Linked DNA regions of Mus musculus: all the other regions are linked to region 1. The links are chromatin contacts, found by Hi-C or POLR2A ChIA-PET in ENCODE. All regions are on one chromosome and are shown on one strand. The core of a region is the stretch at or near the end of the contact, and the rest is flanking DNA. Distances in the headings are between cores, read along the strand shown. Region 1 holds the start of Gtpbp1 (GTP binding protein 1). Region 2 holds the start of Sun2 (Sad1 and UNC84 domain containing 2). Region 3 overlaps Sun2 (Sad1 and UNC84 domain containing 2).

Evidence for each region. Hi-C counts contacts between places; a loop is a spot of excess contacts on that map. ChIA-PET counts read pairs that join two places held with the same protein, here RNA polymerase II (POLR2A).
Region 2: a loop to region 1 is called in a map of heart, with 5 times the contacts of the local background. The contact joins the promoter of Sun2 here to the promoter of Gtpbp1 in region 1. A Hi-C loop is called at or near these places in 8 of 37 maps with a recorded cell type or tissue (adrenal gland, gastrocnemius, heart and 1 more). POLR2A ChIA-PET finds 5 or more read pairs at or near these places in 3 of 5 experiments (Patski and embryonic stem cell).
Region 3: a map of heart shows a loop between it and region 1 (3-fold over the local background). The contact joins the enhancer-like site here to the promoter of Gtpbp1 in region 1. A Hi-C loop is called at or near these places in 5 of 37 maps with a recorded cell type or tissue (heart and mature B cell). POLR2A ChIA-PET finds 5 or more read pairs at or near these places in 3 of 5 experiments (Patski and embryonic stem cell).

The regions. Positions count from the first base shown.
Region 1 is chr15:79,689,251-79,692,827 of GRCm38, forward strand. It overlaps Gtpbp1 (GTP binding protein 1), which reads left to right and starts at 1,646. Exons shown (of 12, transcript NM_013818.2): 1 at 1,646-1,848. The coding sequence starts at 1,657.
Region 2 is chr15:79,740,917-79,744,493 of GRCm38, forward strand. It overlaps Sun2 (Sad1 and UNC84 domain containing 2), which reads right to left and starts at 1,620. Exons shown (of 18, transcript NM_001205345.1): 1 at 1,423-1,620. Gm16576 (predicted gene 16576) reads left to right here and starts at 1,782. Exons shown (of 4, transcript NR_045069.1): 1 at 1,782-1,995; 2 at 2,167-2,314.
Region 3 is chr15:79,723,110-79,726,686 of GRCm38, forward strand. It overlaps Sun2 (Sad1 and UNC84 domain containing 2), which reads right to left. Exons shown (of 18, transcript NM_001205345.1): 17 at 3,433-3,525; 18 at 959-2,451. The coding sequence ends at 2,338. Among named protein-coding and RNA genes, the nearest start is that of Sun2, 18 kb to the right of the region's middle. Within about 2 kb of position 1,652, at least 1 of the 3 ENCODE cell types and tissues checked has a DNase peak (open chromatin) inside an H3K27ac peak, as active enhancers do.

The DNA.
Region 1 (3,577 bases), core at 396-2,895:
GTATTCTGAAACTGAACTTTTTCTGGCCATACAATGCTAAATAGCAATCGAAGCAATAGAATTAATACAACTGTCACCTCTGATCACCCCCAGCCAAGCAGTGAGCAACCTCCAGTTGAATTCTTAATACTTGGGGATACTGTCAGAATCCACAGATATAGGGTTACGGTCCACAAGACTGCCTCTCACTTTAGGAGTCCGAATCTCTGGGTCTGGAGATATAGCTCAGAGTTTCAGAAGACCTGGGTTGGATTCCCAGTACCCTAATGGAGGCTAACAATCGTCTGCGACTCTAGTCCAAAAGGGTTCCGGTGCCCCATTTAGACTCTACAGGCCCTGCACAAAGGTGGCACACAGACATACACACACACACACACACACACACACACACACACACACCATTCATACAAAATAAAAACAAATCTCAGTAAAAAACCATTAAGGTCAGGTTTCCAGCAGCATCTGCTCACAGACTTGGTAGTACGTTAAAAATGAGGACAAGACTCTCCCCGAATTAGGTGACGGCTATATTGTACCCTTTTCCTTACTTACTATATACATCCTGTGGTCCAATCCCTAAATTTCTCGTACTTCCTCAGGCGGCTGCTCTTTTTTTTAATCTATTACCAGGAGGAGTGGCCAGGTCCAGCCAGCATAATTAGATCTTGGTAAAAAACAGAACTCACCTAATAGTCTAAATTTTTCAGACATTTGAAACGGGAATTTCAGGTACACGAACGGCGGGTTTTTTTTTTTTTTTTTGGACTGGGACTTTCCACAAGTGGCAACTGAAAAATAAGCCACAAGAAACTACCTTGACAGATCCTAGACCTGTGGCTCAGCTGTTCACCAAAAACGTGAGGGGATTTACGCTAGAGTTTGGGCTGTCAACATCTTTCTGTTCACTCAGTTGCTCTCCGAGGAGTCATGAATGGAACTCCCTGAGGTCAGCATTTAATTAATTGTCTTGGTCTGGCGGCTGTAATATTACCACTCCTGGAATACATAGCATCGATTCTACTATAAAAATTGCCTTGCGCATGCCAGCACGCCGGACACAGTGTTGCAGCAACTGCCTTCAATCATTCGGAGTGCCAGGCTCATTTCACAGTTTACTATCTGGGTATGCGGCGGCCAGACGCGCGGGACTTAGGGAGGACAAGATTGGGTCCCGCCCTTGTCCATCATTTTGAGAGGCTCCAGGCGGGACTGTTTTGCAGTATGATTTGGAGGCTGGCCCCGCCTCTGGAAAGTGAGGTGGGGAGTAAAGAATGGATGCCTCTTTTCATTGGATTGTTGTCAAGTCAGTCAAACCTCTGCTTCGCTCCCGTTGGCGGGAAGGATCCAGGCAGGTAGCGTGCACGCTGTGTTGGCCCCACTAGAGGTGGGACCAAGGCTCCCGACCACTACGACGTTTGTTGTTAGGGTTTTGGTCTCATTAATTATTCATTAAAGTATTTGAGAGAGCTGCGACGATTGGTAAATGAGAGACTGGGTCTTCTGTGTCTCCGCTAGAGATACGTGACAGTCTCGGGAGGCGGGGAAGCCGCGCATAAATTATTCTAACAAGAAGGGGCGGGGCCGAGCATAAATTAGTTAAATGAGCCAGGGAGGGAGGGCGGGCGGCCGGCTGCGAATTAGCTTAAGTTCTTAAAGATGGCGGCGGAGCGGAGTCGCTCCCCGGTCGACTCGCCGGTGCCGGCCTCGATGTTCGCCCCCGAGCCTAGCTCTCCGGGGGCGGCTCGGGCCGCCGCGGCCGCGGCCCGACTCCATGGCGGCTTCGATTCTGACTGCAGCGAGGACGGCGAGGCGCTCAACGGCGAGCCGGAGCTGGACCTCACCAGCAAGGTAGGCCCGGGAGGCGGCGGCGGGGCCAGGGGTACGCGGAGGGGCCGGACGGTCTCCGAGGCGACGGCGGGCAGCCGGCTGTCCAGTGGCACGGCTCACGGGAGCGCTGAAGGGATGCAGCCCGCCCACCTGCCGCTCTCCCGAACCTGCCGGGCCCGGGCCCACTCTCCGCACCGGGCAGCGTCCACCCGGCCTCCCGCGCTTCCCGCTCCCGCCTCGATCGCTGCCACTTGGCTCCGCCACGTGGAACGGGGTTCCCGACTCGGGCCGCGCGCCCTGTGTCCCTGTCCCCGTGTGGATCAGCCCGCCCTCCCCAGGAGGGGGGTCCCTGAGACGCAGGGTCTTCCTCTTCTAGGAGCATCCCGGAGGACCAAGTGTCAAGGTGGCTTGGGCAGGGGGCGGGATACTCACGAAGACAGGTAGCCAGTCTAAGGGGTGGCAGCCGTTTCTCTTCCTGGTCTCTGGAAAGTAAACAGAAAGTAGTTGCTCAGTCGGCGAGAATGATGTCCGAGGAGCGTCCTCTTTCCGTGTCCACCCAAATAAAATAAAAAGATGGGACCGACAAGATGGCTCAGCAGGTAAAGGGGCTTGCCTCCTAAGTTTGACAACCTCAGTTCGATCCCCAGGACTCACCTAGTGAAGGAGAGAACTGATTCGTACACCGTGGCACTCGTCGCCTTCCCACACCCTGCCTTGTTATAATTAAAAAAAAAAATAGGCATGACCCTCAGCCTTGCCACTTACGAGTGGAGCCACCTCTTGTATTCATGCAATATGGAAGGGCATCTTTAAGTAGCATCTTCTGCGGTGTTGAGAAGGTAGGCAGAAATGAAGATCTCACCACTTACTTGGCATTGTGGAAAATAAGAAAGTAACTATAAGATGTTACTGGTGTTTAGAAAGTGTCAAACATCACTAAAGAAACTGATGCCAAGGGAGGGACTGGGCTTCCCTTCCAACTGTTGCCATTAAAAGGGTCTGTGACCTTAGGAAACTTTCTTAACCTCTCACTTCTCCAGCATCTCATCAAGAAAATGCAGATGTGTTGCAAAAATTAGAAGAGAGCTGGGCAGTGGTGGTGCGTGCCTTTAATCCCAGCACTTGGGAGGCAGAGGCAGGTGGATTTCTGAGTTCGAGGCCAGCCTGGTCTACAGAGTGAGTTCCAGGACAGCCAGGGCTACACAGAGAAGCCCTGTCTCGCAAATTAAAAAAAATAAAAAAATTAGAAGAGAATGTTAAGACCCATTATAGTCCCAGATGCATATCAGAGACTCACTAAATGTTTGCACTAGATAGATGATGATTCCCTGTGAGGATTAAAAAGCAGCTGGTGGAAGATAGAGCAGCCCCACCCCCTGCGCTTTGTAGGATAATTACAATAGAGATTTTATGGAGCTTTGATGTCTGTGGTCATACTATGCTGAACGAGCCTGATCTCGTCTGATCTCGGAAGCTAAGCAGGCTCGGGTCTGATTACTACTTGGATGGGAGATTTTATGGTGCTTTGAAAATGTGACATCTCATGATGGCAATGCTACATAAAACTTGGCTCTAAACTGGAAAGAACCTTTGCCCCCAACCTAAGTAAGCAATTCCCAACTGTTCTTTCTCCTTCTAATCTCTGCTGGGCCCTTGGAAGCCAACTAGCATCTTTTGTCATGATGGTCCTGTCTAGTGCCTCTAATACCATCATAAGGGTGGCCAAGCTCAGGGAGACCTCCATCCAAGC
Region 2 (3,577 bases), core at 370-2,869, 52 kb after region 1:
AGAACAGTTACAGTCACCACATGGGGTGGAGTGAAACTGATAAGAAGACCAAGGTGAAAACAACAAGTGAAGATAAACAAATCTTTCAGGCACGGGACCCAGCTTCAAATCTCAGAATATCAACCCAGGAATCTCACCGAGCCTGGGCTAGCAGGATTACAAAACTTTAGATCCCAAACCCATCCAAAATGAGTTCCTGGTACTTGTGACTTAGTATTGTTTCTGCTATTCCTGGTGGATAGTGACCTCGCATGGTGGGAAACACCCAAACCCAGACCACAGAAACCAGAAGGTCAGGTTCATCCAGCTAGAAAGACAAGTAGCCTCCTGTCTGGGCTAACTGGCATCTTCCCAGGTGGGATGCCCATCTGGCATCTCTCACTCTCTTCGACTGGTGTTGGTAAAGGGACCAAGTGGTAGTAGCCAAAGCAGGAAGTTGCCTTGGTCCTGGGTTGTATTCCAGTCCTTATAAGGTAGTTCCCCCCATGACTGCCACCCCCACCTGACAGCTCCAGATGCCCATATGCTCCACCTCTTAACCCCTGCCCCGCTGTAGCACATGAAGCCTTTGCCAGGGGGGAAAAGAGTGTAACATGTTTATACAGTGCCCACGCCGCTGTTGCAAGAATCTAAACGTTCTGAGTAGGTGGAGAGGTGGGGCACCGAACACTGCCCCGTGTGCCACCTCCCAGCACTCCCAGAGCGGTGTGGACCTTATCTTTATCTTTCATATTCATCCTGTTGTCACAAAATAGTTTGCCACAGCGGCCATCCAGATTACACAAGATGACAAAGGTCTACCGTGGGGAGCCGCTGAGATAGACACTCCTCCATCCCGCCATTAGTTACAAAACCCTCAAATAAAACATACTTTCCTACTGCAGAGCCTTGGTCCCGAAGATTCCCCTATCCTGGGGAATATTATACGTGACATTTCCACTCCATTTCCCCTGGGACACAAAAAAGTGCTCCAGGCGCTCACCCTCTGTCCTGGCTCTAAGTCACACCCCGGAGCGCGCTGGCTTTGTTTTGTTTTGGTTGGGTTTGGCTGTTTTGGAACTGAGCTAAAAGGGCCCTCCCCCGTACCCCATAACTGTGACAGGCAGCGGTGGCGCAGGCTGAGAACTTCCAGTGCCAGGACTCGGCCTGTGGCACAGCCCTGGTCCGGTTTGGGGCGGCTGGGTCTTGGCTGCCCTCCTCCCCGGAGGCTGCTGGGGAAGTCCCGCCTGGGGACAGCGCCCTCCCCGTGACCGCGATGCGTCAGGGCGCCGGCCCGCGAGTGTCCCGGGGCGTGCGTCGCGCAGGGGCTGGAGTGGCCCGGCCTGGCCGGACAGGGAGGCGCAGGCCCGCGCTTTGGCCGGACGGCGACCCGGGTCAGGCGGGCGCGGGGCCGTGGGGAGGCGGGCCCAATCCCTTCTTTACCTTGCGTGGTTCTTCCCGCGTCGGAGTCCCCCGGGCGGCGCCGCGCACTGGGCCGGGCCGGGCCCGGGGCTGGGGCTGAAACGCGCGCGGAGCGGAGACGCGGGACGGCGCGGGGTCGGTGAGCGGACAATGCGGCCGGCAGAGGACCGCGCTGCGCGAGTGGGGCAGGGCGGTGCGCGCGTGGCCGAGTGTGTATGTGTGCGCCTGTCAATCAACGCTGACAGCCCACAAGTCATTGGCCGGGCCCAGCCGGCCCGCCCCGCCCTCTGCCGCCGCCCATTGGTTGATTTGAACACAAAGGCTCCGGCTCGGCCCGCCCTCCGCGTGGGCCCTGTAGTCCGCGCGTGGGAGGCGGGGGCGAGTACGACCTCCAGGCTGTGGGACCCGAGCGTTCCCTCGCGCATCCGTGCCCACGCGCGCGCGGCGCCGGAGCTCTAAAGGCTTTAGGTGCGGGAGCACACAGGGTGTCATGAAATTGGCCCCAGGATAGGGTCCTGACGCGGCCCCGCGCGGGTGGTTTGGACGCTTACCAGCGTCAGCCGTGTCTGCCCATTTTAAAGACGAGGGAAACAGGTCCGTGGAAGTTTTTTTTGTTTCTTATAAAGAACCCACCCAGAGGGGAAGTTGAGTCTAGAAGATTAATACTATTTAATTTTAAGGTTGAATTTTAAATTCCAAGGTGGGCAGGATACCCATCTTCCCGCACCACCTATTTTTGTTGTTGTTTTTGTTTTTCCAAGACAGGATTTTACTGTCACGGAGATCCACCTACCCCTCTGCCTCCCAGGTGCTGAGATAAGAGTGCACCACCATGTCCAGTCAGAAACCCCAAGTTTGACAGCAGCTTTTCTGTTTTAAAGAAGGCTCCATCCACAGCTGGTTGCAAGAGAAGGTAGGGCTGGCAACACGGTTCTCCTACTTTCCTCCCCCTGGGATGAGTTCCTGACTCCACGGACCTGTCCCCTCCCACCACCACCCCATCTCTCTCTCTCTCTCTCTCTCTCTCTCAAACACACACACACCCCGCCCCCAGAAGATAAAGGAGTGCGACTGGGGATAAACCACTTCTGTTCAATATCTTCTAAGGATGATGAGATCCGGTGTCCTTCACTTTAAAATGCCAAGGGGGTGGGGGGAACTGGGACAAGAAAGACAGTGGTGGTTCACGCCTTTAATCCCAGCACTGGGGAGGCAGAGGCAGGCAGATTTCTGAGTTTGAGGCCAGCCTGGTCTACAGAGTGAGTTCCAGGACAGCCAGGGCTATACAGAGAAAGCCTGTCTCGAAAAGAAAAAAAAAAAAAAAAAAAAAAGCTGGTATCCAAAGGCAGTAGGAAACTGAGGAAATACACACACCCTCATTTTGGATTGGTTCCACTGCCAAATAAAACCAGATCCCCTTTCTAGACCTCCATTGTCCCATCTGGAAATGAGATGCTGTCTACCCTTACAGTATCTTTGGACAATTATGCTAACTATCTTCTTCTTCTTCTCCTTTTCCTTCTTCTTTTTTTAACTTTATTTTATTTAATTTATTTTTATTAGATAAGATTACAGAGGGGAACAACCTTGACCTCAAGAGTAGGGCCACATTCAGACTTTATGGTCCTCCATTTTTAAATTTATTTATTTATTTTTGCCGCGGGTAGTGCCTTCCCCATCTTATAGCTCTGAGGTGGAGCACACGCACAGACAGCCCACATGAGGGCTCTAGAACAACAATAAAGTTATGTTTCTACCCACATGGGTATAAAGATGATACTTTATTATCATGTTGTAATGCTTTTCTTGATTTATAAGACATCAACATGAACTTGATGTCCTCGCTTGGTTCCCGGCTGCTGCGATAAAGCACGGACCAAAAGCAACTTGGAGGAGGCAAGGACTTCTCTGGCTCACACGTCCCTATTGTAGTCTCTCACTGAGGAAAGTCCGGGCAGGATGTCAAGCAGGAGCAGAGGCAGGGACCGTGAAGAAACACTGCTTACTGCTGTGCTGTTCCCTATGGGTTCCCTCCGTTTGTGTTCTTATACTATCTAGGACTGCCTGGCTAGGGGCAGCGCCGCCCACAGTGGACCCTTCCACATCAATTACCAATCAAGAAAACGCCCCCCTGAGATTTGCTTACAAGTCAATCTGATGGAGGCAATCCCTCAGT
Region 3 (3,577 bases), core at 402-2,901, 34 kb after region 1:
GATAAAGGATAAAGATGTTAATCTGTCAGCCTCGTAAGTGGTAAGTGTAAGGCCCAGCCTTCTGTATGTGCAGCTTGTGTGTACAACATCTTTTCTAGAACTGAGGCTGCAGGGTGGGGTGGGATGGAGGTGGCCAGGTCCTCACATCACGTACAGCACTGCTCAGGCTCATTGGGGCCTGTGCCCCTGGTACAGGTGTGTATTTGGTTGCGTTCGGGGAGAGTTAGGGAGATAATGGCATGAAACTCAGCCTCTGAGAGACCCAGGGCAGGGGGCAGAGGCACTGAGCCCTGGTGGTATGTGACAAGTTACCGGGCTATTTGCTAGGGCTCCTCCTTCCCCTGATATCTGTTTTATGTTTTGTGCCCTTAGAGTACAGATCTAGTGTCCCTGGGCTCTGGACCAAGCTCTGGGCCACCTTGTACTCTAGCCAGTGCCCTTTCCTCACTGCTGACCAGTTCCTGCTTTTATTTTCTCAGCCATGGCAAGGGCCAGCTTTGAGCAAGATGCTTGCTGTGGCCAGTAGGAGTCGCCTCAAGCTTGGTGAAGCATCACCTGGGCTGAACCTAGGCAACCATCATCAGGGTGTTTCCCCCAGGACCTGGCAGATCCATCAGCCTGAGGCCCTCTGCCTGAGTTTAGGCAGACAGGAAAGCCCTCCTCTTCCTCCCCTCCCCTTCTCCCCCTCCTCATTGTCCTCCTTCTCCTCCTCCACAGAGGTGTTCTTGATAGCTCCTAAAGCCATCTCATTTCCTCCTGGCAGCCCTCAAATCCAGAAAACACTGGAGTGGACCTTAGCTGGGGTTCCAAGTTTGTCCAATGGTTTTTAAACAAAGGCCTGGGTCTCTGAGCATTAGGACTAAGTCTTTAGGTACTGTGATTTGGCTAAGAATTCAGTCCCTTGTATCCCCCAAGAGCAGCTGAGTTGCTCTGTGACAACCAGAAAAAAGCACACTCCAATGATCCTGGGCATCCTTTATTTTTTGCATAGGCATAAATTAGAGACTGGAGAGGTTTGTTTCGTTTTGTTTTGAAAGAATCAACAGTGCAGCATTTGTGACAGGAGAGCACAAAACAAGCCCGAGGGGGCTGTACAACTTGCCATTTCACCCGAACACTAACCGGGCTGCCTTGCAGCTCCTCTTGGCCCCTTCCATAGAGCAGGCAGGACCAAGCCCCTCAAGAGCCAGGAACTAGAAACTGGGTAACAGCTGGTGCCCCTCAGAATGGGGCTAGAAATCAAGCCTGTGGCTTTTTCAGTTAAAAACAAAAACAAAACAACAAAAAACAGACCTTGAGAATTCTATATATAATACAGCAGGGCCAGCCGTTGAGTCTAAAAGCCTCTTCCTCCTCTCCACACAAGTTAATGTCTCCCTCCCTCCTTCCCTCCCTCCCTCCCTCCCTCCCTCTCTCCCAGCCCCCATCTAACTGCCACCATAGAGGCCAGAAAGGAAGCAGTGTAAGCAAGAGCTGAGAGCCCAAGAGAGTTGCTGTAGAGTAGACAGGACCACTCTAAATGGGGTGGGCTAGTGTAGCCCCTCTACCTGTATCTTGAGCCACACTGTGGCTATTGGCACTGAATCAGGAGAACCCCCAAAGTCATCTCCCCACTCCTCTAGACAACCCTGCAGAATAGCCCCAAAGCCAGGGCTGGGTCCTCCCTGGGGGGTGGAAAGCTTGCTGTGGGGCACAGGCAGGATGCAGCAGGAATGGGAAACAGAATAGACCCTCACCCCACATCAGGAAAAAAAGCAGTGGTCCCAGCACTGGGAATCTCTTAGGTTGGCACAGACAACAGTCGTCAGAGGCACACAGGAGCTGGTTTCCTCCCGTTTGCTAGGAACCCCAGGCTCCTACGGGCCATGGTACCCTCCATGCTGGAAGAGCTCAGCAGCCTCGGTGTCCTTTACCAGGCACTTGCCAGGGACAGTCCCAGCTGCACAGTGCTAAGCACTGTCCTAAAGGCCACAAGACCCCCCAGCTTATCCCTGGGGCTCTGGCTTGGTATGCCCATGGCTTTGGCACCTACCAGGAGTTAACCGGTGCCAGTCCCTCCACCTCACTTCTGATCGCAGTCCCCCAAAGTATGCTACATATATACACCTGGTAGGCGCCTAGCTCTAGGGGGAAGACTAAGAGAGGCATAGGAGCCTGGTGGCTTGGCTTATGCAGGGAGTTCTACGTGCTGCCTCTTCACTCTTGCTCCTGGAAGTCAGCGCTAAGAAGCATGTGCAGGCAGCGGTGGGGTGCTGGGCACCTATTTTCAGAGCAGGGTAGATGCTGGGAAAGATGAGCTTCCCACGTGGCTAGCAACAGGCCCAAGATCTCAGAAGACTAGTGGGCAGGCTCTCCGTGCACCCGGAAGCGGTAGATACACGTGTACTCAGGGTGGCCCCAGTTGGTCAGGATCCGAAGCTCCACAACTTGGTATGTGGCCATCTTAGAGGCCTAGGGAGAAGAGAGGGGGTTCAGAGTCACAGAGTGCTTTAACACCTCAGCAACAGAAGGGGTGGGGCAGGGAACCAGTCCAGCAGCCAGAGGTCTCCTGCCCCGGAGCTCATGACAAAAACAAAAAGCTGAATTTCTAAAGTTTCTGTTTCCTGGAACAGAGTTTCCAGGCCAAAGGCCCTTGGGGACTTTGGGGTTCCTAAGGGTCACCACCCTCAGTGAGGCAGCCCTTGGGCCATATGTGAATTGTAGTTCATCTAAGAATTCATCCCCAGTCATGGTTAGCATTATCAGTGCATAGAATGGTCATAGGAAGCTTGTTTGCTTTTTTCTCAAGTGTCTAGCCTGTATGCTCTGCTTAAAGCTATCGTGTTATAGGACTGAAGACCTGGCTCAGTTAAGAGCACTGGCTGCTCTTCCATGTAATCCAGGTTCAATTCCTGGCATTCACATGGGGCAACTTGTAATTGTCTGTCACTCTGGTTCTAAGGGATCCAAAGCCCTCTTCTGGCCTCTTAGGACACCAGTACACAGATGACACACAGACATATATACCAGCAAAATACACATACACACAAAATAAAGTTAAACAAAATGAATTAAAATGAACTGACCTATATTCCTAGCTCCAGAATCTGCCTCTAAGAGGACTAGGACATCTGACACCCATGTGCCCTCCCTGAGGCCCTAGCTCTCTGCACATTGATCATCTTGAACACCCTTCGCAGTCACTTCCTTGTCACAACCCTTCCTTAATAAAACTCACTTCGGCGGAGCCCCTGATCAGAAAGCTCTGGATGCTGCCATCTGTGTCACTGACAGGAGAGGGTCATCTCCACCCTATACCCTGAAGTAAGGCAGGGTAGGAAGATAGGCCCATCCCTGATTCCTCTGCCGGGTAGTGCAAATACTGGATCCTAGAAGATGTCTACTGTTGACTGGGAGTGTGAGGCACCATCCCACAAGCACACAGCCCTGTACCTGGAAATAGAAGGTCTGGATGGGCTCCCCATCCTGGTCGTAGGCAAACGTGCCAAGAAGTGTCCCTTCCTGCTGCAGGTCTTCATCGAAGCCCTACAGAAAAGCAGACAGGGAGGAGTCAGGGAGGACCACCTCCCTCGTACAT